Linked DNA regions of Mus musculus: all the other regions are linked to region 3. Evidence: chromatin loops called from intact Hi-C (ENCODE). Cell type or tissue: heart. All regions are shown on one strand. Region 1 holds the start of Caprin1 (cell cycle associated protein 1). Region 2 holds the start of Gm34948 (a long non-coding RNA gene). Region 3 holds the start of Lmo2 (LIM domain only 2). Region 4 holds the start of Abtb2 (ankyrin repeat and BTB (POZ) domain containing 2). Region 5 has its middle 22 kb from the start of Gm39895.

Region 1 (4,000 bases), 170 kb before region 3:
TAAATAGCCTGGATTTTTCCAACTTACCTCCTACAGCTCAGATTTTTAGCCAATATCCTATCTCACTAATCTCCTCTAACTAGTTAAACAACTAACTAAACATCTTCATGGGAATTTTTCAAAATTTTAAAATATGCCCCGGCAGGCATAAGTTATCAAAAGTTACATTATACTTAATGTAAAAGGGCAAGTTAGAATAACAGTTCCAGGTAAATTGCCTCCATTTTCACTCTACCACCCCATGTTTGTCCCTTTCCACTACTTTTCTTAATCAGGGTAGAAATTTACTTCTACCCAGACTCTTCCTCTAAACTGTGTTGGTATACGGTCCTACACTAAACGCATAAAACAAAAAAGCCGGTTTAAGTAATCTAACAGTATGGTCCAGAATGGCTAAATATTAAAGCCAAAACAGTGTGGGTGTGGCTCGACTTTTTGGGAGGGGGGGCTAGGCGGGGCTGCTGCCTGGTCTCTGCCCTCCCCCTCTGCTTTCGCTTTGTGCTCACAATGCAGCTCCTGTACAGCGCTTCCCTCTCCCGCAGCCGCCGCCATGTTAGACACTCCATGTGCCCAGAGACCCAGAGGCAGTCTCCAGTCTAAACTAGATCCACCTCCGAAAGATCAAGGAAATCTCCCTGACCCTTTAGAATGCTGAAGCGGTAAAAAATAATAAATTAAAAAGAAAAGGTCATGGCAAAAAACAACAACAAAAAACACTCATTTAAAAACTACCTCGTGACTAGGCTGGGCGTGAGGTTCCAAGCACCCAGACAATCGAAACAAAGGGGGAAACGTAGGGAGCCCATCGGAAGGGGGCGGGGGTACCCAAGCAAAGGCCCGCTTAACTAGGACTTGACGGGACTGCAACCCTAGTTCAGGTCTAGACACATATCTTTTCTTGGGAAGAGAGCCATTCCACCAGCCCCCAGCCTAGGTACCAAAGGCAAACGCCACAGTTACAAGGCATGGACCGCTCAACTCCACGAGCAATCGGGCCGGGCACACTGTTTCTTCCCCTTGGCCTCCTTCAAAAGTCAGGCCTCAGTTTGGGAGCATACCCAGCAACGGGCCCACCACCCAAGCAACCGGTCACCAGGCGGAAAGGCCCCGCTCAGCCTGATGTGAGTAACCGAGGCCTAGAGGCAGCGCCGCGTTGGGGTCAGGTGACAGGCACCTCCCCGAGGCGCCCGTTTTCTGGGCAAGGAGCACCATCCACCGCCGGGACCGGTGTAGGGCTGGAGCCACGAGCCCTCCCTCTCCACTAACTCCTCGCACCTTTTTCTTCTCCAGGTTCCGAAGTTTCTTGTCGATTACGCCGAGAATCTGCTTCATGGCCTCGGTCTGGACGGCGCCGGTGCCGGTTGCCGGATGCTGAGAAGCCGGCGCAGCTGCCCCGGCCGCCGCCTCACTCCCGGAGGAACCGGACGGCGGCGGCGGTCCCGACGATTTGCTGCCGCTTCCGCTGTGGCTGGTGGCCGAGGGCATCTTTAGACCGAGAAGAGAGGAGAGGAAAAAAGCGGGAGGGAAGGACAAGACCAGCAAGTCAGGAGACGGACGGGGAGAGACGCGGGACAAAACGCGCAGCGGGCGGGCGGGCAGGCGGCTACGCGCGCGCGCGGTGGGGGGAGGGGGCGGCGCGCGCCGCCGGCAGGAAGGGGCCCACGGGCACGCGCGCGACCCGCCAGCGGGGCGCCGGGCCGCCCGCCCCTCCCCCCTCCCCGGGGCACCAAGCTCGCGCCGGGGGCGGGGCCTGGCACGGCCGCCGTCAACCGCCAGGGCAACGGTCCCCATCGGGGCAAGTGGCACCCGTTGCCTTGCGAGAACGAGAGGGACAAAGGTCAGGGCCAGGGGTGGAGAAGGGCACTTGGAGTGACCGGGTTGGGGGTGGGGGTGGGGAGGCCCTGAGCGAGCCCTCCCAGCCGCTCGGACCGCTCCGAAGGTAAAAAGGACACCCAGGTACAGCGGCCTTCTTCCCCTTCGGCGCCTTTGATCCGGGATGGCGCTCACCGTGCGCGCGCGGAGCCGCTGGACGTCTGGAGTGGGCAGCCGAGGGGGGCAAGGGTGGTGCTGCGTTGAGAACAGAGACGTGCGCTCCGTGGGCGCAGGCCGCTTCGCCCTGTCCCCGCGGCTCTGAGCTGCTCCTAGTGGGACAAGAGCCGGCGCGGGAGGGACTTAGCCAGCCAGCGCTCTGCAACGAGGGGGGGCGGGAGCAATAGGGAGCGAGGGCCTTCAAGCCGGTGAGGCTGCCCGACTGGAATGCCTGTCGAAAAAAGGTCACCGGACCGCGCCTCCCGTCGGGCCGTGTCCTCGGCGCCAGGTTCCTGTCCCTTTGCATATCTGGAAAGTACCCTCACGGAGACCGTTATCCCAGATCCTTGAGTTTTGAGTGAAACCTAAGCTGGGGTCCTTCAGGCGAAATCTCTTGACATCCTAACGGGGACAATGGGTGTCAAGCCTCAGGCTCTGGAGCTGAGGACTGCCCCTTGTAGAGCCCTTATTTGGTGGGAGTGGGGGTTGGAGGGGCAAAGGTTTCTGCAAGTAAGGGGTGCGTGGGGTGGGTGGTGCAATCCCAGCTTCTAGAATTCCTTCTGTATGGAGAGCATGCAAACTCACCCTAAAAGGTCTGAGAAAAGGCAACTTGCCACATAATAATTATACAATAACCTAGGCATGGAGAATGAACATCCTTCATGGCTTTTTGATCTCCTTAATTACCCCAGTCATGTTAAAAACCCGTCTTCTCCTACCCTGAGATAGATAAGTACGCCCTATCAGGAATTACTTATCTTTACCCGATTTGTTTAAGATTTTACCCAAAACTTTAAAGACTATGCAAGATGCCGGGAGGGGGTGCGAGGGGGGCACTTTTTTGTCCAGGAGAATTATTTGGGGGGCGGGGGGGTGGTCAAAGAGGGTGGATAACGAGTAAAAGGAAAAAATGAGTGATCTAGAGAAAGGTACTAAAAGGAATATGATCCGTGGAAAATTCAGCAACATGATGTATGAGAGCAGTAAATGACCAATTTATAATTTAAAATCCATGAAAAGGAAATTTAGAAGAGGGTTCTATCAAAGAATTAAAATGACTAACACTGGCTGGCACCAGTATATCCTGAGGGAGCCTGGAGAAACAGCAGCACCCCGTGGCCTTGAGATACTCACTCCACTTAACTGTAAAGTCTGTAATCTGTGCTTTTAAGTATTTATCGAGCACCTTATGGCATGCTAGGAAATCTGCAGTGCTAGAGATGGTGAACAAAACAGCTTTTTTTTTTTCACAGTGTTTGTATTGGGAGGTATGCACAAAAATAACAAACCAAAGGAAGAAAAAAAGGTGATGGGGAATGAAAACCTTCCTGGGTACTTCTGAGCCAGGACTGGAGGAAGCAAAGAGAGCTTAGAGGAGGACCTTTCTAGTAAAAGAAACACCATTGAGCAAGATCTGAGAGGAGCTTGGTTAGTGCTCCTGCCTTTAATCCAAGCACTGGAGAGGCAGAGACAGGCAGGCCTCTTAAGCTCAAGACTACTAGACTAGCCTAGTCTACCTAGTAAGTTCCAGACTGAACAAGAGTGACATAGGAGAATATGGCAAAACCTTAATGTGTTTCACAGTGGCTAGAAAGAGTAAGAAAGAAAGCCATAAGCCGGGCAGTGGTGGCGCACACCTTTAATCCCAGCACTTGGGAGGCAGAGGCAGGCAGATATTCTGAATTCAAGGCCAACCTGGTCTACAGAGTAAGTTCCAGGACAGCCAGGGCTGCACAGAGAAACCCTGTCTCGAAAAACCAAAAATAAAAAAGAAAGCCATAAAGGGGCCTGGCTTCGATATTTGCTGAGTGACATAGGGAATGTTAATTTCATCAAATGTGGTTTAAATCACTCTTACTGTCATGGCAGTGCAGGCCTTTAATCCCAGCACTGGGGAGGCAGGTGGATCTCTGAGTTTGAGGCCAGCCTGGTCTACCCAGAGAGTTCCAGGACAGCCAGGGCTATTACACAG
Region 2 (4,000 bases), 73 kb before region 3:
TACAGAGTGTTTGCCTTTGACAAAAGTGAAAAGGAGAAATGTCTGCTAACCATAGCTGTCTGAACACTCCCTCCCGACCCCCACTCCGAACCTTTCCTCCCCCCCCCCCCCGCCCCCCCGCCAGCTGAATACCCAGCAGGGGATTGAGTTGCCTCACCCCATCTTTGGTGGAGTATGAGCTTGGCCTGAGCTGTGTGTTCTATTCTAGGATATACATAATGGGTGCTGTGTGAGTCTGCTATTCCAAAGGAAGGTCTTGACACAGGAGCAGGGAAGGATGCTTAGCACAACTTAAAAACCATTTAATAGCTCAATATGTTGGCTCTGAGCATCTATGTTCACTGAACGCCATAGCCCTGTACAGAAGCCTGATAGTTATCACCATGCTCTAGATGAGGAAACAGATTGTACAGGTAACTAACTCATCCAAGGTCACACAGCTGGGAAGCACGGAGCCAGGACTCTGCTCCTCATGGCTAAATTGCCTTCCACCCTTCTCCCCTCAGGCTTTCAAATGCTACCTCCCTGCTTCCTTCTATTCAAGCGTAGAAACCAGAGCTTTAAAAAGTGACTTCTACCAAGAACGTTCAGCAGAATGAGCCCAACATAGAACGACAACTCACAGCGACACAAAAGGCCCAAACCAGAGGAAATTACCCTGCACAATTTGCAAATCACCTCAACAGAGTCTTCTGGGCAAAATGAAGGCTAATTTTAAAACATCCACATCCTCTGGGCTCCGCCCTTCCCCCCCCACCCAGAGGTTCTTGGGGCCATTCAAGCAAAAACCCCTCTGCTCTCATTTGCATTGTTCTTGGGAGGGGGAAAGTGAGCAAGCTCTGAGGTGTCACTCCCCTGAGAGGTGCAGCAGGGTCACACCTCGTTTGGCACAACCGGATCAGGCGTGAACCTGTGCAAAGTTGGCCTACAGTCCAAATGAGTTAATTAGTCAGCATTGCCCCCAGAGAAGGTAGACGATTGACCTTTCCCAAGAAAATGAACGTGCCCCACCCAGTGACAAGAAATGAGGGCACCGGTCATGCGATAAAAACACAGGCCTGAGAGAGCTATAGTAAGAGCTCCTGCTGTGTTGGACCCTGTGCTGTGGGGTGTGCTGGGCACCATCATGATCAAGGTGCATGACCCCTGGAGATTTGGGGAGGCCCTGTATGGTGAAGTGTGGCAGCTGACAGCATTTGGGAAACATGGAGAATTTCCCCAGGTTTATACAGCAGTTCACTCATCTATTTTAAAATCCTGTTTATTTATTTAATGTGTGTGTGTGTGTGTGAACATCTGTGCTGCTGTGTATGTATGTGTGTGGAGATCAGAGAACAACTTTTGGGAGTTAGTTCTCTCCTTCCACCATATGTGCCCCGAGGATTAGACTCTTCATCAGGCTTGGCAGCAAGTGCATTTACCCACTGAGCCATCTCACTGACCGAAGAGCAGTTTATTATAGTGATCATGAATGTCCCACATATGACCCTGAGGTCACTGTACCAGCATTTCCCAACGCCTTCCCTTGAGTCACTTTGGGACTTGTCTGTGGGTCTCTGTCTTAGGTCAATCCCCAAACATTCCTTGTCCCAGAGTCCTGGGGATGGTCAGATAATCATGACTTTTTTTTTTTTAATCAGGAGAATTAAAATAATTTTTACCTCCAGGAAATTTCCAAACCAGGCAAAATGTTCTTGGCTTTCCACGGCCTCCTGGGGGCCCCGGGCTCTGTGTCCCTGAGCTGTAGGGAGGATAGCATGCCTGTGTGCAGTGGGGCTATTCGTCATCAGAACAACAAGGCCAGCAGCAGTGTGGCTCTCACCTTATCAGGGTGGTTGGCCTAGCTGGATTCTATTAATTGCTGAAGGCTGTTGGAGTTGGCAGATACAGGAAACAGTTTACATGGTGACACAGGGCCCCAGCTCGCAGCCTCTCAGAAACTGTATTATTGTAGTGGCATAATTGTGATTAGGGACAGTTCCCTGAGGAAGAGCAGACCTTTGATGATTGAGTCACTTCCTCTGCACTCCACTTCAGTGTGATAGTGTGGCCCCACGGACCCTTGGCTGGCCAGAGACTTTAGAGTCCCACAGGAAAGCTCTCCAACAGGGGCAGTCCAACCTCGCCCCCAAGCTATGATCCTGGAGAGAGGGAAGCAGGACAGAGTCTCTGATTTCTACCCTTGGTTCCAGCAAGTGCTTTGGTACTGGGGAGGCCGGGCTTTATGGGGTCACCAACTGTGTGGCTTTGGCAGGTTCATTCCTTGGGTCTCAGTTTTCCCGTTTATAAAATGGGAGATGATACAAGATGATTGAAATGTTTGCCGGAGGGATTAAATGGAATTAATTTAGTGTTTGCAAACACTTAATTAGCTATTAGTATCACTATTGTAGTTCTTGTTTCCTTTTCCCCTCTAATATCAACTGAACTTGGAACACAGCAACCTGAAATAGAGCCCATCTCTCTCTCCCTGCCCTTGGCATGCATCTCAGGCACCACTGGGTGCTGCCCTTATCCACCCAGGCTGCCCCAGGCTGCTTCAGGCTGCCCCAGGCTACTGGAAGCTTTTACCTAGAGCAGCCCCACAAACAAACTCCCAGAATCATGCTTATCTCAGCCCGGGTCAGGCTTCAGAGAGAAAAACACCCTCTGTGCACAGGGTGGGAACAAAGTTTGTCAAACAAAGGGCTCTGTCCTTTTTTACTGGAACTGGTATGAGTGAGGCCCCTCGATGCTTTCTGAGGGGCCTGGGGCGGAGTGTGCTGGTCTGGGCTGCCTCATGCAGCACCTAGCAGGGGATGTAACAGGGCAGAATGGGGAGTGGGGGGACAGCCTGGTGGGCTCCAGTCTGATTGATGCCTTGGGTTCATATCTGTCACGTAGTGGTCCTATGCTCTTAGGAAAATCACTTTTCCTCTCAGATCCTCTATTTCTTCAGCTGGTAAATGGGGGTAAAAATATCCTTCTCAGAGTGCTGTGGCTGGGATGAAATTAGATACCTGTGCAAAACACTTGGTCTAGTTATACATACAAAAATAGTAAATAAGTGTTAAATGCTTAATGAGGGAAGTAAGGGAGACCCATTGACTCTTAATCCCACAGAAAGCAGCTCCCCCACTGCCCCAGAAAGGCTTGTGAGACATAATACAGTTCGGGCACTACTTACAGAATTCATTACCCACACGTTGGGATTTCTAGCAAACTACTTTTCCTTTTCCTTTTCCTTTTCCTTTTCCTTTTCCTTCTCCTTCTCCTTCTCCTTCTCCTTCTCCTTCTCCTTCTCCTTCTCCTTCTCCTTCCCCTTCCCCTTCCCCTTCCCCTTCCCCTTCCCCTTCCCCTTCCCCTTCCCCTTCCCCTTCCCCTTTCCCTTTCCCTTTCCCTTTTCCTTTCTTTCACGTCTTAGTTAGGTCTATTGCTGTGATAAAACACTGACCAAAAGGCAACTTGGGGAGGATGGAGTTTATTTAGTTTACCTATCCTGTGTAATAGTCCACTGAGGAAGGTCAAGGCAAGAATTCAAGTCGGACACCTGGAGGCAGGAGCTGATACAGAAACCGGGAAGGGATGCTGCTTCCTGGCTTGCTTTCTTGTAGCACTCAGGACCATCTGCAGTGAGCTGGGACTTCCCACATCCATCATTACTCAAGAGAATGCACTACAGACATGTGTATAGGTAAATCTCATGGTGGCATTTTCTCGGTTGAAGCTCCCTCTTCCAGATGAGTCTAGCTTGTGTCAAGTTGACATAAAACTGACCAATAAGTTAGCTCTGTGTGTGTATGTGTGGGTGCACATGAGTCATGTTGTACATGTGGAGGTCAGAGGTCAAATCGCAGGAGTCAGGTTTTTTCCTTCAACCCTGTGGGTCCTTGGCATCAAACTCAGGTTGTCAGGTTTGTCAACAAGTACTCTCTACCCACTGAGCACTCTGGTTAGCCCCTAGTAAACTCTTTAAAGACACAGAGACCTTATATATTTTATTTATCACTGTGTACCTAGT
Region 3 (4,000 bases):
AAAGAATGTACTTGTAAATGTACTAAGAAGAAAATAAAAGGGGGGTTCCAGTGAGGAAAAATAACCTATCTGTGGTCATGTTTATCACGCAGACTGATTCAGACTTCTGACATCCTTATTTCAGAAGGAAAGCTTGGGAATGTCTAAACTTCCGGGTATTTAATATTTTGAGGGTAGAGGAGAAGGTACAGTTTAGTCTTGCTGGGTAGGGATCAAACAAAGATTTCTTTAGCTCTCGTTCTACACATTCGAATTGCCTCAGAGTAGCTGAATCTTGCCTGAACGTGGCAGTTACTGGATGCTATGGGAAGATACCGTAAGGCCATGATTGCTTTAAAATCACTCATAATAAAAAGACATAAAAAACACATTTTGAGGCTTGATTCTAAATGTTATACTTAAATTTAGGCGACTTAATTGCCCATAGAATGGGAATGAAGTCCCACCAGTAGGCAGTAATTTCTTACAGCCATGGTGTGTGAAATTGAAATCTTAAGATATCATCATATCAAAGACGTACCTTCTCAAAGAAGGCTCCCTCCAAAGAGTTGTGAAAGACAAGAAATTGACCCAAAGTCATGAAAGTATCTCCCTCCGCCCCCTTAGCACACTCAGGTCAAAGCAAAAGCACAATTGGCCATTCCAAAGTTACCTCTTAGAATCCAAGGAGATATTTATTTTAATAACTCATTCCAATGCTATGGGAAATTGGAGCAACAACAACAACAAATACACACACATTTAATTACAGATCCATGGGTCACATGCTGGGTACATAGTTATATATATGTATATATGCATACATATGCATATATATGTATATGTATATATGAATACATATGCATATATACAGATATACATATATGTGTATATATGTGTGTATGTATATATATATACATATATATGTATATGTGTATATATATATATATATATATATATATATATATATATATATATGCTCCCATTTCATTAGAGATCCATGTACCACATGATGGGTGTATAGTTCCATCAATCCTTACACCAAACCCTCTAGTTAGTAAATCCCATTATTCCCATTTTACTAACAAGGATGCTGAAAGTGTAAATTCTGCTTGTTCAGCTGAGTTCACATGATGGTAAAAGGGAGGTTACAATACAGGCAAACTCCTCAGCCACTTTCTTCATGCCGTATCTTGAAGGTAGTTTTCCTAGTCACATGAGCTGATAAGAGTCTAAAGCAACCCCAGGAAATATGGTTCTAGTGGCTCGGCATTAAAACATCATTATTAAGTAGATATACTGCTAATCACAACCCGTGTGTTTTCATTGTTTCTTTTTCTTCTTTTGGTTTTGGTTTTGAGACACTGTCTCCTGTAGCCCAGACTGGCCTGTGACGAACTTTGTAGGGGAGGATGACTTAGAATCCCTAATGCTCCTGCCCTGCCTGACCTGGGATTACTGGCCTGTGCTACCACTAACAATGTTTATTTTCACTTCAGATAGAAATGAAAGTAGAATAACAAGTTATGTATTTATCATATAATTTAGGCTTGCCTAAACATTGTAAAAAATTTGTTTTTTAATTTAGAAAAACTAAGGACTTAAATAGAAAATATCTTTTTATACACTGAAGGTGGGTTTTGGACCAACACGAGGGCAGGCGCACAAACACAGATTTTAATTATTCCCTTTCAGTATACGTGTCAGGACATGGAGAGAGAGGGAAATGACACGAATCTGTGGGTAGTGGTTCAGGCTATTGCTAGGGAGAAATCAGGGAGGACTTTGCTCAGTACGGGGAATCCGGGAATTCATTTCTGACTATCATCTTCCGGGGTGAGCTGGTCTAGGTTATTAAAGCAATCTTTAAATTGGGGCTGAAATGCCTATGTCTTTGATCCGGGCTGTTCTTACTAAACAATGGATTCTGAGAGCACTCGGGACTTTCCTCTTTACAAACCTGAAGACTGTCATCATCATAAGCTAACGGGCCTTGAACGATCATTTCTGGACTCAGTTTCAAGGAACTCAAGGCCCAGGGGGACCTAGGTTTTTCTCCTGAAAAGTAGCTAGCTGGAATCCATCTCTTCCCTTCTGTATTTCTTTCTCCTTCTAGAACTTGTCTTCAAGCTTGAAGGAGAAACCTGCCCTTTTCTTTGTTTTATATAAGACAAAATAATAGTAAGTAATAACTGAAAGTCTTTTTATCGGGAAGGAACTTCCTCCGGTCCAAGCAAGTATTGCTGCTGATACTTTACAGAGAGGGCCAGCCTCACCGCTGGAGTTCGCTCTTTGAAAGAGGCTAGGGGAGGGAATTCTGCCGCCAGCAGATGGAGAGGAGACCCGGACAACGTGGTCCCTCCCAGACACCCTCCCTGCGGGATTAGCTGCCCCCAGCTCTGCTCAGGCGCACCTAGCGCGTGAGGTTCCTGGTCACACAGCTTGCGCCCCTCTCTGGAGAGCAGTCGCAGCTACTAGCTTGCCGCCAGCAGAGCCGCACTGTCTCGGGCATCGCAGAGCACCACGACTGTGGACTTGGGACCTCGAACCCGAGACGAGCGCGCGCTAGCCAGCCATTAGCAACGCTTGCATTTCTGCAGGTGCTTATTTCACATTCTTGTCTTTTCTTTCCTGCTGGAACGGGCGAGTGGTTACTTTCAGCCTGAGGCCAAAGGGAAAGGCAGAAGAAGGGGAACTCTGAAAAAGACAGTTTAGTGGCAGCGGGATTCTTGCCCCAGGAGAGGGGCTCAGGGGAGACTCTCGGTCTCTGCCGCGGGCCCTTTTAAGAAGCCAAGTCAGGGCTGCCGCTGTCGCCGTTGCTGCTGCTGCCGCTGCCGCCGCCGCCGCCGCCGCCGCCGCTATTTGGATTGCTAATCCCCAGGAGCCCCGTTTAAAAAAAAAAAAAAAAAGGAAGAAAAAAAGGGGGGAGGGGGCGGGCAGCTGTCTCTTTAAATGTGATTTCCTTCTATTGTATTTGAATCGTGATCAGGAAAAAGGAAATGAAACCAGAGACAGAGGGAAGCTGAGCGAAAATAGACCTTCGCGAGAGAGGAGGGAGCCTGGGGAGAGCCGCGCGGTCAGCTCCCCGCCCCCAGGCCGCCGCCCCCTCACTGCCCCCGGCGCCCCGACCCCGGCGAAGGTGCGAGGGGCTCGGGGCGACCGGGCGGAGCCGGCTACTGCGCGCGATCGGGACCGGGCGGCGGCGGCGGCGGCTGTGGTGACGGCAGCGGGACCGGGATGGAAGGTTAAGTCCTGAGCAGCGGCAGCTGTCGCAGCCACCGGAGGGAGGCCGGGCTGCTCCCCGGCCCCCTGCCTTGGCCGCCGCGCGCCGGGCAGCTGGATGATTCGCTCTCTCTCTTTGGCGTTTGAAGGGAGCGCGGTGACTGTCCTTGAGCGTGGAGGGGCGAGCTCGCCAGCGGAGCGACCGAGCAAGAGGAGGCGCAGGAGCGGCGGCGCCCGAGCACCCGAGGGGGTCCGAGTCCAGGCAGCTAGCCAGCCACGCGCCACAAAGGGAGCGCCCCCGCCGCCCGGCACGCCGCCCCCCTCCCCAATGTCCTCGGCCATCGAAAGGAAGAGCCTGGACCCGTCTGAGTAAGTGTGGCGCTTCTGTTCCGGCACCCCAAACAGGGTCCCAGGCTAGGCGCGAGGGGCTGACTCCAGGTGCGCGCCCGCAGCGTGCCCTTGATCCCTCCGTCTCCCAGGGGTTCTCTTTCCTCGCGGGTGACTCTGGAAACACCGAGAGGGACTGGGCGGCGGAAGCTGTAACTGGGATCGACCCTGCGGACCGCTCCGGGCTATCTGGAAAGCTCCCCAAACCTTTACCAGGGCCAGAAAGTTTGCCCAGGAGCTGGCACCCGGAGCTCTGAGGCACAGGTGCAGGGCAGGGAGAGTGGAGGACAAGATTCTGCCTTCTCCCTTTTCGTCCCACCCTCTCCAGGTTCCCTTCCTTTTTGTCCATTTGGCCTTGGAAAGGGGGGCATCCCAACTAGAACATCCCGGGGTCTCCGACGTCGACTCTCCT
Region 4 (4,000 bases), 400 kb before region 3:
GGACGAACGTTGTGCACAATCCGCGCTTTGATTTTGCAGTCCTGCTGGAGGGGGGCTGGTGCACGCTTGTGCACGTGCGTGTGAATAGTTATGGAGGAGCAGCTGGTCCTCCGAGAGCTGGGCGTGGATCTATGCAATCAGTAGCTCTCTAGCGAGCCGCTTGGGGTGCACCTGGGCGCTACTGGAAGGACAGCAATTCACTGTACCCAGGAGGCACCGAGTCCCGAGGGGGAAGAAGACCTGCGGACCCGCACATCATGCCAGCAAGTCCTTAAAAGGGAACACCTGCATGCACGAGGTGTTCAGCGCAGGTCCTCGTTTTTCATCTGGTTCCTTGCAGGCACTCCCTCCCACCTTGGACAAAAAGGATCCGCCTGATAGTACACCGGTAGGAGGAAAGCCGTTCATTCTTTAGGTTTGGACTCCCACCTCCTAGATAATCCTTGGAAAACAGTGGACTGTAACAGTGGATACAGGGGTGTGATCACAGGCCTCTGAGTGCCGGGCTATTTTCAGGTCCCAGTTTAAGATAGTCTGTTTCGATTGGAGCCTAAAGTCAATATAAACAAAACTAGATAGATCTGAGAAGAGAAGCAGAGGTGCTCCCCTGCCCTCCAAACATAAATAGCTTTTCATTTCTCAAAAGAGAAGGAGGAGGGGCTTGGTAGAAAGTCGACAAGAAAGGTGAGTCGGGTCTCCTCCCAGTTTTCTTTTCCTACTGCCCTGGGCTGGGTGCTCACAGCTTTACAAGGAGCTGCCTGCCTAAGTCTAAAGCATAGAAGGCGGGAAAGGGACAGCACATAGGGGCTTTTCCTTTTCGTTTATCTTTTAATCCTCAGCGCTGGGGCCTGTTTTCGGGTTCCCCCGGCTTTCTGGGTCTCTGCGCCCCACCTCCTTGCCAGCTCGCTCGCTTGTTCTCCCCACCCAACCCCCTCAGCCATACCCACCCGCTACACCCCATTCTCGGTGATTTGCATATTTCCCGCCCCTCTCGGAAACCATTGGCATAGCCCTTGCCCGGCGTGGCTGATGATTGGTGAACCGCCCGGGTGTATTTGCATGCGGGCCGCTCCAGAGGACCTATCTGTGTCTGTAACCCGCGCCCCGTAGAAGTTTGTGGAGCGCTTTCTCAGCGGCTGGTCCCAGACGGACCTCGGGCGCCTCGCTCTTCGGTGGCCGCCCCGTTTTCTCGGGATTCTTTCTGTGGTGATGGACTCTCCGGACGCTCTGTAAGGGAAGCTGAGAGCTGGCGGCGCGAGTTCAGAGGAGGAGGGCTGGGAAGTCCGTTCGCTGACAGCGGCGCGACTGAACGCGGACGGCGTCGGGCTCCGGCCGGCTGAGAGCTTCGCCTACCTTCCCGCGGCCTGTGCGCGGGCGATGCTGCGGCCCCGAGGCGCGGCGCGGCGAGCACGGAGGGCGCCTCCGAGAGCCTAGAGCTGGTTTCCGCCCCCTTCCCCCGGGGCAAGTGGGCATGGAACAGTGAGAGCCCCTCGCTCGGCGAGGCCGCGCGCGGAGGCTCCCCCATGGCCGGGACATACAGCTCCACATTGAAGACTCTGGAGGACTTGACCTTGGACTCCGGGTATGGGGCCGGCGACTCCTGCCGCTCGCTCAGCCTTTCGTCTTCCAAGTCCAACTCGCAGGCGCTCAACTCTTCGGCGCAGCAGCACCGCGGGGCGGCCTGGTGGTGCTACTCCGGCTCCATGAACAGCCGCCACAACAGCTGGGACACGGTGAACACAGTGCTGCCCGAGGATCCCGAAGTGGCCGACCTCTTCTCCCGCTGCCCGCGGCTCCCGGAGCTGGAGGAGTTCCCTTGGACCGAGGGAGACGTGGCCCGGGTGCTCCGCAAAAGCGTCGGCGGCCGGAGGCTGCCCTCGTTCTCCGCCGAGGCTGTGAGACGCTTGGCCGGACTCCTCCGCCGGGCGCTCATCCGCGTGGCCCGGGAGGCGCAGCGCCTTAGCGTGCTGCACGCTAAGTGCACCCGCTTCGAGGTGCAGAGTGCGGTGCGCCTGGTGCACAGCTGGGCGCTGGCCGAGAGCTGCGCACTGGCAGCGGTCAAGGCGTTGTCCCTCTACAGCATGAGCGCTGGGGATGGGCTGCGCCGCGGCAAGTCGGCGCGCTGCGGCCTCACTTTCTCCGTGGGCCGCTTCTTCCGTTGGATGGTGGACACTCGCATCTCCGTGCGCATCCATGAGTACGCGGCCATCTCGCTAACGGCTTGCATGGAGAACCTGGTGGAGGAGATCCGGGCCAGGGTGCTGGCGAGCCAGAGCCCAGATGGCGGAGGGGCAGGAGGTGGAGAGGTATCCGCTGAGGCCTTGGAGATGGTCATCAACAACGACGCCGAGCTCTGGGGAGTCCTGCAACCCTATGAGCATCTCATCTGTGGCAAGAACGCCAATGGTAAGCACGAGGGGGGTGTGGGTGAAGGGAACCTTGACCTACAGGCTGGGTGGGCCACCCCAGGAGTGGATTTTCTTAGGAGCAAGCTGTGAAGTGAACCACCGGAATTCTGGGAGAATTCTTAAGTGGAAATCTTGTCAAAGGTTGTTTTAGGTGTCTAACTTTTGAGGATAAAGTTGTGGTTAGTGTTCTGTTGACTGTACACTAATTGAGTGAGAATGGGTGCGTGGACCAAACTACTCCTGAACCCTCTAAAGTGAGTCTTGCTGCCCTGCTACGGTTTTCCCTGTTAGTTGGATCTCTAGGAGTCTATTTTCACCTCACCATAGGTAGATTGTGGTTCTTCTGGTGTTGTCTCAGCACTGTGGCAGCAAGCAGCCCAGGGGTCTGTACTCTCAACACCTGAGCCTTGGATAAATGGGATGGGTAGATTAGAATGGAGAGCCCAGTTTCTGGTGCTGCACCCTGGGCTTAATGGTGCTCATAGTCAGGCCTCTTGACAGGAGGTGGAGGGAGAGCTCCCAGCTCTTAATACTATGTGCCCAGAGGTGAGGGAAACCAGAGACTCTTGAGTCTGCTTCCCAGAAAGAGCCACACGCTGGCTTCTGGGGCTGAATTTTCCAGCTGTCATTAGCCAAGTAAGCATTTGATTAAAACCTCATGTTAAATTAAATGCACAACCTTTTAGGCTTTCCTGAAAGGAAAGATGACAGGCTCAGTAAACCGCATTATGGGAATGGAGTGTGGGGGATGGGCAGCTGCACGGCGCGGAGTCTAGAAAACTAAGCACTGGGTAGCTGCACCCCAACTGAAGGCATTGCAAGGCTTCAGAGCCAAGGGTGAAAACAAAGCACTTGCCGTTTGCTATGGCAGTTTAGAGCACGACATGCATTCAACAGCAGACTGCTTATCTGACACCAGCTTCAGGGGTGGCCACCATGTATTATTTAAGATGGACCAACCTTATGGTCCAATTGGAAGGGTCACTTTGTGTGCAGCTTTCAGTGGCAAATAAGCAGGTAATGGAGGAGACCAGGTGGATCCTGGAAAGGGAGAAAAGTCAAATTAGACGTGGCTTAACATACTCATGGTAGCTAAACTTTAGAACAATGTGGCTTAACATACTCTGGATAGCAAAATTTAGAACGATAAAATGTAGAATACCAGTAATAGTCACTGTACTTAGCACTCTGTATATGATGACCACTTTTATAAACTAGCCAGTGTCTATTGGCAGTGTGAAACTGTGAACTGTGTGTTTAGGTTTCTGTCCCCATTTTCTGCATACAACCCCTAAAATTCCTGGAATCTCCAAAATGAAAATATATTCTTGTATGGCAATGACTAAGTAAGAGCTTGCTACCTGTAGGTAGTTTCAGGGTGGGGATTAGTCACCAGAAAGAATAAAGCAGTCTTTAAAGGGTTAGTACCTTCTGACTTCTATCCCCAGCCTCCCACAAGAGGGGTGAGGCAAGACAGAAGGTTAAATTGATGATCAATCAATGGCCAAGATTCTAATCAATCATGCATGTATAATAAAGTCTTCATAAACAAAAAAACAAACTTCAAGAGGAGAAGTTTCCTGGTGCTTCTG
Region 5 (4,000 bases), 97 kb before region 3:
TCGAAACACTAGGAAGATAAACGTCTGGTCTTGATTGTGAGGGACTCTGGAGATTAAAGCAGCCCCTGGGTGTGTCTATGAGAGATTAGCTACACTTGGGTAACTGATGGGTGATGTCCCATCTTAAATGTAGGTGGTACTACCCCATGAGCTGCGGTCCCCAATGAGTAGAAAGGACACACACAGTAAGCTGAGAACGGCATTCATCTCTCTCTGCTTCTTGATTGCAGGCACAGCATAGCCAGTTTCCTCTGGTTCTTCCAGTCATGAGTGTCTTGATGTTATAAACTGTACCCTCAACTGTGACCCTTCCTCCTTTAAAGTGTCTTTGGTCAGGCATTTTGACACAGGGTCAAAACAAGTTAAGTGAGTATTTAATACATGACACTGAATGGCCTACAATGAGGTCATCGTTTTCATTGTTTACTTCTCTGTCCCTGGTGAAGTAATCTCATCCCTCGTGGTGGTGGTGATGGTGGTGGTGGTGGTGGTGCCAGCATGTGTCTGTTGGCAGTGGGGTAGATGGCAAAAGGGAGGTTATGGTCCAGATTCTGATTCTAGACAGCTTATTTTTTTGTTTATTCCCCTTTATCCGAGTTTAAATGGGGACAAAAGACACCGCCTTACCTCATCTGATTTATGTGTCATTTAAATGAGACAGTTTCTGTGATTCATTGTCTAGACACTTAGTTACCCTCCCTAAGTGTTAACATGGGTTACACATTTATAATAACCTTATGAATACAGTACACTCCCCTACAATATGTGCTCTATGGCTTTATTTAAAATATTATTTATCTATTTATTTATTATTTTTCAAGACAGGGTCTCTCTGTGTAGCCCTGGCTGTTCTGGAACTCGCTCTGAAGACCAGGCTGACAAATAGTTATTTCTTTTATTTTATGTGTTTGATTATTTTGCCTGCACGTATGTTTGTATGTACACTGTATGCATGTTTGGTGCCAAGAGAGGTCAGAAGAGGACATCAGATCTTCTGGAACTGGATTTAGGAATGGTTGTGAGACACCTCAAGGGTGCTGAGAACTGAACCCAGTAACTCTGAGGAGGCAACAAGTGCTTGTACCTAAGAGCCATCTATCTCTCCAACCCCTGTGGTTATTATTATTGTTGTTGTTATTATTATTATTGTTATTATTACTACTTTGTTTTTGAGATGGGGTCTGACTCTGTAGTCCTGGATGTCTTGGGACTTGGTATACAGACCAGGCTGGCCTCAAACATCAACCTGCCTCTGCCCTCCGAGTTCTGAGATTAACAGTGTGTGCACCGAGCCTCATGACGTATCTTTATGTTCTGCGGATGGGTGTTTTGCCTGCTTGTATGTCTATGTACCACATGCACTCCTGGTGCTCTCGGGAGCCAGAAGAGGGAGACGAATCCCCTTGAACTGGAGTCACAGACACTTGAGCTGTCACATGGGTGCTGGGCATTGCACCTGGGACCTCGGCAGGAGCAGCAAGTGCTCTTATCTATAGAGTCATCTTTCCAGCCCCATTGCTTTAAACTTTGTATAAATGCTCACTGAGGAAACCCTGAAGAACACATAGAGATATAACAGCCACTCCAACAGGTCAATACTACTAATATTTTGGTGCCTTTTTGAGTGTTTTTTTTCTTCCTTCTCAAGTGTTCTATCTTTTTAATAGGACATCATGTTACAATCTATTTTTAAAAAGTAATCTTGGCATTAAACTGTGATCCTTTCTCTGTGGACAAACTGTCTCTTAAAATACATATTCTTGTAGAAGTAGCCACACCCTGGGTCAGATCATTTATTACTTAAAATTACTTCAAACCATTTTTTTTTTTAAATTGGAGGGTGGAGTGGGAGGAGGGATTGCCTGTGCCTGCTAGACTTGGGAAGCATGACACACAACATCTCAGAAAATGAACAGCCTCCATCAGCAGGCAGATGGCTCTGAGGCGCTCTCCTGAAAAGAATCCCCTCACGTTGATTAGATCAATGTTCTCTGAGCTAATTTGGCACTGTGGAACCATTTATCCTCACGGCTCCTGCTAGTGTCTTGGGCTCATTTGAGGAAACATTGTTGCAGGCTCATGGCTCTTAGGAGTAGGGGACAGCTCTTCATCACTGTGTTGTTCCCACACGGCTTTACAACTGGGCTTATTAGAAATTATGAAAAGTAAGTTTAGATTGACGAAGCCACTTCCTGACCAACAGCCACACACAAATGTGACTTGGGGGCCAAGGGTAGCGACCGAGGCTGTGCTCCAAAGGGTGCCTCTCAGTGTCGTGCTAATTGGTCCCTCTGGGGATGAGCCTGTGAACTCAGTCTCATTAGCACAGCACAAGTGCACAAAACAGCTGAGTTAGTTTGTCTGGAGCCCCTGACAGTCTTTTCTTACCCTGATTCTCGTGCTGTCCTCCAGGTGGCGATGCTGGTTTGTCATCTCCTGAGATCCCAAAGCCTGAGCCAAGAGCCTGAAGGCAAGGGAGACACTGAGACCGGCAGCATCAGAGGTGCGGGCAGGGATGGGGACACACACAGCTGCTAGCTCTGTAATTGCACATCCTCATGCACTGGGTGTCCAGGCACAGGCAGGATTTTTGATAAATCAGTAAGCCAAGAAAAAAAAAATGCTGTTAGCCTTTATCAGCAACGTTCCAGGTGTGTGTGTGTGTGTGTGTGTGTGTGTGTGTGTGTGTGTGTGTGGTGTGTACAGGCATGTGCATGAACAAATGTGTCACAGCACATGTATGAAGGCCAGAAGACACTCGAGGGAGTTGGTTCTCTCTGTATAGCATGTTGGCTCCTGGGATTGAACTCACATTCTCAGGCATGGTGACAGATGTGTCATCTTGCTAGTCATTTCTTTAGCTGGACCTGATAGAACACCAGGGCTCCCTTCTTGGTTAACGATCTGCTAAATAAATTGCATGCCCTTGTGTTTTCATGGGTGGTTGGTTCTAGTACTTGCTGGATATACTCATGTATACTCAGGTCTTTTTTGTTTGTTTGTTTGTTTTTGTTTGGTTTTTGGTTTTTGGATTTTGGTGTTTTCTGGTTTTTCGAGACAGGGTTTCTCTGTATAGCCCTGGCTGTCCTGGAACTCACTTTACAGACCAGGCTGGCCTCGAACTCAGAAATCCGCCTACCTCTGCCTCCCGAGTGCTGGGATTAAATGCGTGTGCCACCACGCCTGGCTTATACTCAGGTCTTTATGTAGAGAGGCATAGCGTTTCTATATAACCAGTGCATGTCCTCTGTGTACTTTGTACTTCAAATCACCTCTACTACAGAATACAATTGTAAATAATGATTTTTTTTAAAGTTCACCATTTTGTGTTGATATTTTTGTTGTTGTTGTTGTTTGTTTGCTTGCTTTTGAGACATATTTCTCTATGTAGTCCTGGCTCTCCTGGAACTCACTCTGCAGACCAGGTTGGCCTGGAATTCAGAAATCCCCCTGCTTCTGCCTCCTGAGTGTTGGGACTAAAGGTGTGCACCATCACTGCCAGGCTTGATATAATTTTTTTTTAAAGATTTATTTATTCATTATATGTAAGTACACTGTAGCTGTCTTCAGACACTCCAGAAGAGGGCGTCAGATCCTGTTACAGATAGTTGTGAGCCACCATGTGGTTGCTGGGATTTGAACTCCTGACCTTTGGAAGAGCAGTCGGGTGCTCTTACCCACTGAGCCATCTCACCAGCCCTATAATTTTTATATATCTTTTAAGATACAAAGTTTCACTATCTCAGGCTGGTTTCAAGCTAACCATGGAGGTGAGGATGATGTTGAACTCTTTGTCTTCTTACCTCTCCCTCCTGCGTGCTGGGTCACAGGACTGCACAACCTATGTGATCTATGTGATGCTGGGGAGGAACTCAGTGCCTTCATCCCTGACACACCGCACATGCTCCGCTCTCCCGGTCCTTCGTAGCATCCATTTTTCCCCCAAATATTTTTAATAGGTTGGAACTGAGGTTGTGGGACACACAAGTATAGGGCTGAC

Evidence for each region. A loop is a pair of places that touch in the nucleus more often than their neighbours do. Peaks named below come from ENCODE experiments on the same cell type or tissue, not always from the same donor. Only the 100,000 strongest peaks of a DNase experiment are listed, where the experiment ranks them.
Region 1: a loop joins it to region 3, with 2.0 times the contacts of the local background. A loop is called at or near these places in 3 of 42 quality-filtered maps.
Region 2: a loop joins it to region 3, with 2.1 times the contacts of the local background. A loop is called at or near these places in 8 of 42 quality-filtered maps.
Region 4: a loop joins it to region 3, with 2.8 times the contacts of the local background. A loop is called at or near these places in 14 of 42 quality-filtered maps.
Region 5: a loop joins it to region 3, with 4 times the contacts of the local background. A loop is called at or near these places in 40 of 42 quality-filtered maps.

The regions. Positions count from the first base shown.
Region 1 is chr2:103,795,456-103,799,455 of GRCm38, forward strand. Caprin1 (cell cycle associated protein 1) reads right to left here and starts at 2,185. Exons shown (of 19, transcript NM_016739.3): 1 at 2,008-2,185; 2 at 1,276-1,485. The coding sequence starts at 1,485. In heart, CTCF peaks have their summits at 1,826 and 2,027; DNase peaks (open chromatin) are centred at 516, 1,026, 1,756 and 2,186; H3K4me3 peaks cover 3,251 bases; H3K27ac peaks cover 3,431 bases.
Region 2 is chr2:103,894,455-103,898,454 of GRCm38, forward strand. It overlaps Gm34948 (a long non-coding RNA gene), which reads right to left and starts at 1,812. Exons shown (of 4, transcript XR_866599.2): 1 at 1,662-1,812. It overlaps Gm39895 (a long non-coding RNA gene), which reads left to right. Exons shown (of 3, transcript XR_866597.3): 2 at 209-413; 3 at 507-1,734. In heart, a CTCF peak has its summit at 2,496; DNase peaks (open chromatin) are centred at 847, 1,837 and 2,657; H3K27ac peaks cover 3,909 bases.
Region 3 is chr2:103,967,143-103,971,142 of GRCm38, forward strand. It overlaps Lmo2 (LIM domain only 2), which reads left to right and starts at 3,145. Exons shown (of 3, transcript NM_008505.4): 1 at 3,145-3,570. The coding sequence starts at 3,320. The region is part of intron 1 of Gm38515 (a long non-coding RNA gene); the gene reads right to left. In heart, CTCF peaks have their summits at 2,428 and 3,286 (motif pointing right); DNase peaks (open chromatin) are centred at 2,429, 3,109 and 3,699; H3K4me3 peaks cover 2,315 bases; H3K27ac peaks cover 2,046 bases; H3K27me3 peaks cover 291 bases.
Region 4 is chr2:103,565,204-103,569,203 of GRCm38, forward strand. It overlaps Abtb2 (ankyrin repeat and BTB (POZ) domain containing 2), which reads left to right and starts at 1,107. Exons shown (of 17, transcript NM_178890.3): 1 at 1,107-2,406. The coding sequence starts at 1,524. In heart, CTCF peaks have their summits at 1,004 and 1,690; DNase peaks (open chromatin) are centred at 328, 1,038, 1,558 and 2,228; H3K4me3 peaks cover 4,000 bases; H3K27ac peaks cover 3,290 bases.
Region 5 is chr2:103,869,718-103,873,717 of GRCm38, forward strand. No RefSeq gene overlaps it. Among named protein-coding and RNA genes, the nearest start is that of Gm39895, 22 kb to the right of the region's middle. In heart, CTCF peaks have their summits at 2,404 (motif pointing right) and 3,584 (motif pointing right); a DNase peak (open chromatin) is centred at 2,424; H3K27me3 peaks cover 589 bases.